Linked DNA regions of Homo sapiens: region 1 is linked to region 2. Evidence: read pairs that join two places in POLR2A ChIA-PET (ENCODE). Cell type or tissue: OCI-LY7. All regions are shown on one strand. Region 1 overlaps ATP2C2 (ATPase secretory pathway Ca2+ transporting 2). Region 2 overlaps MBTPS1 (membrane bound transcription factor peptidase, site 1).

Region 1 (2,500 bases), 330 kb before region 2:
ACTAGGTGTACGAGACACGGAGGTGTGAGTAGGGACTGGGAAGGTGGGTGGTGTTGCCAGGTGACACCCTTGGAGAGCTTGCTAAAGAACGTTAGCTTTGCTTTGCAGGGGCCAGGGGGCCAGGGATGTTTTCTGATGGATGGTAGCGGGGTGTGTGTGTGTATGTATTGAGGGGGGCAGCTGCCACAGTATCTGTTAGTTTTGTTTTGGGCATTCTACTATTGGCTACTAAACTCAGTCATCAGCTGAAATCTTAGCTAGAACCCAAATGAACTCAAATGAAATAGATTAGCAAGGGGAGCTCTATTGGAAATAGGGGTGAGGCAGTGAGCCTAGAGCCACCCCCACTAGGTACTCACTCCACCCTTGTGGCATTCCCATAGTAGAAGGCTGGAGACTCCTCACAGGAGCTCACAAGAATCAACTAGGTACATCTCTTCCGAAATCCATGTTCTGTGTCTATACATTAGTAGCTTGAAAACGGCCACACTGAGAGTATTTGCACCATGGGAATTGGCAAATGCTACTTTCCTCTAGAAGCGCTGACCAGCATGGTGTTGCTTCCCTGCACCTGCCCCTTGGGCCTTCTAGGGGGTCCATGGGACTGAGTGTCAAAACTCTCCATCTGCTAGAGCAGTTCCCAAAATGTTAAAAAAAAAAAAAAAAAAAAAAAGCCCAGTGCGGTGGCTCATGCCTGTAATCCTAGCACTTTGGGAGGCCAAGGCGGGCAGATCACTTGAGACCAGGAGTTTGAGACCAGCCTGGCCAACATGACAAAACCCTGTCTCTACCAAAAATACAAAAATCAGCTGGGCGTGATGGTGCATGCCTGTAATCCCAGAGATTCAGGAGGCTGAGGCAGGAGAATTGGTTAACCCAGGAGGCAGAGGGTGCAGTGAGCTGAGATCACGCCACTGCTCTCCAGTCTGGGCAACAGAGTGAGACTCCATTCCTGCCCCCTCAAAAAAAATGTCTGAATGATATCATGGGTCTTGCTGTGGACATGTCAATTTAAGTTCTAATTTAACTTAAGAAACATGGGCTTACATAAGCTGTTTCTCTCAAGACTGTTCTCTGGCTTCGCAGTTTTGGCTACACTCACCAGCACCCCCCTCATCACTAGATGTGCTATAGGCAGTGGCTTGTTGGTTTATTCCTTGATTAAATGTTTTACTCAACAAATATTTACTGAGAATCTATTAGGGGCCAGGCATGGGTTGATCCTAAAGGCTGGAATAAAGGACACAGAAGTAAGGCCAGATATGGAAAGAACAGGAAGAAGCCCCAGAAGGGACTGGGGCAGCACTATGGGGATGTCAAGCCTTAAGATCTAGATTCAGAACCGCAGCATCATGTCAATGCTGTTTGTTGTGTTACCAAAGGTCAGGAAGTCCCAGTCCAGGAACAGCCTGCTTAGAAGCATAGAAATATGTTTGGGTGCACAGATAAACTACATTTCCCAGTCTCCTTTGCAGTTATGTAGGCCATGTGACTCCATTCTGGCCAATAAAAGATGGTCAAATTGATGATTCCACTTCCTGGTCTATGCCTTAAAAATGTCCTCCACAAGCCTCCATGTTTCCTCTTTCACCATCTGCTGGCTGAACAGAAACATGGCCTCCAAGGACCCAGAGGAAGATAGAGCAGCAATGTAACAGGGGCCTGGGCCCAAGTCACTGTTTGTAGGCGAGCTATCCAGGAGAGCCACTGGACCAGGAATACACCCACGGACTTTGGACTGCGGTGTGAGCAAGGAACAAGCGTTTACTCTGTTAAGCCAAGAAAATGTAGTGGCTGCTTGTTACAGCAGCCAGCCTGGTCCAACTATACAGAAAGCTCTTGTTGCTTGTGGAGAGCCTCTGATCCCAATCCCCAAGCCTTATGCAGCTGAGTAGCAAGATATTTGAGAAACGGCCATGGCAACCCCCCTATGATGGCTCCCCTCCATCTGCAGAACAAACCCAGTATGGAAACTGCTTCACTCACCGATTATGCCAAAGGAGAAGAGTGTCAGTTGCTTTCCTAGCCTGTCCATGCTTTTCTGCAAAGGAGTTTTAGGTGTCTGAAAGGGTGAGCACAATGGGTTAGTTGGACAAGATCCTAGCTTCTGCCTGCCTTTGTTCAAAATGTCTTCACCTTGCCATCCTACAGCTTCAGTGATGATTACACAGGGGTACACATATGTCAACATTCATTGACTTTTGCACTGAAGACCTGTGCGTATTACTGTCTGAAAGCTGTATCTTTATCAAAATGCTAACAAATGTCTTACGTGTTTGAAAAGAGGCCAGGTGTGGTGGCTTATGCCTGTAATCCTGGCACTTTGGGAGGCTGAGGCAGACAGATTGCTTGAGCTCAGGAGTTTGAGACCAGCCTGGGCAACATGGCGAAACCCTGTCTCTATTAAAAAAAAAAATTAAATGTTTAAAAAGTATACTCATATGAACCACATGCCACTCATTCCTAAGGAGTAGGCAAGGCTGGTATTATTTGCCTATAA
Region 2 (2,500 bases):
CCTGAAACTTGAGGAATTCATACTGAAATGTAAAAAGCAGAATCACTGGACTGTACACACTTGTGTAAAAGGAGTGCACGTCAGTGACGCTGAGCCATTCATACTGCAGCACGCATGCTCAGTTTACTGTTCCTCTGCCTCCTGGGTGGCTCCGCCCTTCTCCCACCAACCACTGTGTCGACCTAAGTTGAACCCTGAAGACCCTGCCGAGGCTACTACTTACGACGATTCTTTGATTTCCCTTGTTTCTTCTCTACCTCCAGGCTTCCCCAGGCCTCTGTACCCTGGGTCGGTTGTCTGCATGATAGAACAGAACAATTGCAGATAGAATAAGTGTGCTTGCCTCCCTGATTGGGTTCCTACCACCTTGAGCTGTTTTATTTACCTCTGTGTCCCGACACCTGGCATTGTGTTGGGTAATGGGAGTTTACAAGCCTTGTTCCTTCACTCTTCATTTGGAAACTATAGAAAAGGGAGAGGGTCCTAGTATTTGTTTCTTTTTTCGTTATTTATTTTTTAAGGTTAATTTTTGAATAGGTAATGCATAGCTCAGAAATGTCAGAAGGTAACACAGTGAGACCCCCACCCCTGTCCCCGTCCAGCAGGTTCTTTCCTCACTGGCCCGTGTGTCCTGTGTGATGATGTTCCTTTCTTATACCTCCTCGTAGAATTTCTTTGGTGTATATGAGAAAATATAAGTACCTGGTCTTTTAAAAACCTTTAAAAACATAATCTTAATCATTACATTGCTTCTCTTCCTACCATAAACTTAATTTTATATTTTTTAAAAAAGCAACAGCTAAAGGTGATCCACAAAGTAATGAAGCTTTTGTAAGGAACATAGGAGCACTTGAACATCAGAAGACTAATACTGTGAAATAACTGTTACTGCTGCCATTTGTCCTTCAGTCTGTTTAGGAATGAAGAAGGTTAGATAGATAAGTTGAACTATTCCAAAATGCTTAACTTAATAGAAGTGCCTTGGGATAAGTCCTTTTGTAGGAGAGGGGCGGTTGGGAGCTTGGGTGTTATCTAGGAAGGCATTCTTTGTGTAGAGAGCTGTGCATTTCACCTAGAGAGATAGGCCACCTGCAGAACACAGCTGCCTCTTCCTTAGGTTCAGCTCCAAGGACTTAGAACTTCTACGTGTTGTATTTTACTCTCCAGAGCATTATGCATGCTCAGGATTCATTTCTGGTTTTAAGTAAAAAAAAATTAAGAGAACTACTTGTAATTTTAAAAGAGCCTTAGAAATAAAAACTGTCCTAGCACTTTAAAACTTGATTGAAACACTAAGCAGACTGTTATAATATTTAACTAGGTATCTTACACATCTTGGTTTTTGGACGCCTTCAACTATGCCATTTTAAAGAAGATCGACGTGTTAAACCTCAGCATCGGCGGCCCGGACTTCATGGATCATCCGTTTGTTGACAAGGTTTGTGGAGTCACTGCACACGGGGTTTGGGTGACAGCTCCTGCTCTTTCGCAGCCCAACTTTGCATCATATCTAGTGTGTTGGTGGCTTTTCATCCAGGTGGTGACAGCTTTGTGAGAACAGATGGCTAATGACGTGAGCTTCAGTGATTTGCATGTCATAAATTGAGTGGGTTAGAGGCCTCAGAGTAGGTGTTGATAAGGAGCACATGGTGCCTTGCTGATTTTTTTTTTTTTTTTTTTTTTGAGATGGAGTTTTATTCTTGTTGGCCAGGCTGGAGTACAATGGCACAGTCTTGGCTCACTGCAACCTCCGCCTCCCAGGTTCAAGCGGTTCTCCTGCCTCAGCCTCCCAAGTAGCCGGGATTACAGGTGCACACCACCATGCCCGGCTAATTTTGCTATTTTTAGTAGAGACGGGGTTTCACCGAATTGGCCAGGCTGGTCTCCAACTCCTGACCTCAGGTGATCCACCCACCTCAGCCTTTCAAAGTGCTGGGATTACAGGCGTGAGCCACCATGCCCTGCCAATTCTTTCTTACCTAAACATGCAATTCGTGTTTTCCTCAAAGTGACTAGAAAGTCAGCATCTGCTCTGTGCACTGCGTGCTTCTCCGTCCCGGGTGGTATCCTCTAAAAATGCAAGTTGCCAGCACATCCGCCTTTATAATGGGCCAGTGCTGCTTTTTTAGAACTGTTTTTAGACGTTGTGTATGGTTTTTTTTTTTTTTTTGACAGTTATATGTTTAATGAAAGGGATACTTTCATTAAATAAATGCTCCTTTTGTAGGTGTGGGAATTAACAGCTAACAATGTAATCATGGTTTCTGCTATTGGCAATGACGGACCTCTTTATGGGTAAGTAGCCCCAGCAGGGATGACCTCGGGGATTTTTTCCCCCTTAAATAACTGAAAAATTGTTATCTGTTTGTGTATCTACCTATGGTTACTTGTTTATGTCTGTCTAAAACTTGTCTTAAGGATGTTTTCCTCATGTAAAAAAATACTATAGGATGTAGATGAACACCCAGGTACTCACCACTCACCTCAGCAGTTGTCACCT

Evidence for each region. Peaks named below come from ENCODE experiments on the same cell type or tissue, not always from the same donor. Only the 100,000 strongest peaks of a DNase experiment are listed, where the experiment ranks them.
Region 1: POLR2A ChIA-PET joins it to region 2 with 5 read pairs; 1 of 35 experiments calls an interaction of 5 or more read pairs at or near these places.

The regions. Positions count from the first base shown.
Region 1 is chr16:84,422,750-84,425,249 of GRCh38, reverse strand. It overlaps ATP2C2 (ATPase secretory pathway Ca2+ transporting 2), which reads right to left. Exons shown (of 27, transcript NM_014861.4): 10 at 1,987-2,062. Among named protein-coding and RNA genes, the nearest start is that of ATP2C2-AS1, 43 kb to the left of the region's middle. In OCI-LY7, a CTCF peak has its summit at 1,601 (motif pointing left); a DNase peak (open chromatin) is centred at 1,509.
Region 2 is chr16:84,090,670-84,093,169 of GRCh38, reverse strand. MBTPS1 (membrane bound transcription factor peptidase, site 1) reads left to right here. Exons shown (of 23, transcript NM_003791.4): 7 at 1,322-1,438; 8 at 2,228-2,295. Among named protein-coding and RNA genes, the nearest start is that of MBTPS1, 25 kb to the left of the region's middle. RefSeq lists an enhancer at 422-1,621. In OCI-LY7, no CTCF peak of the experiment used is centred here; a DNase peak (open chromatin) is centred at 1,539; H3K27ac peaks cover 372 bases.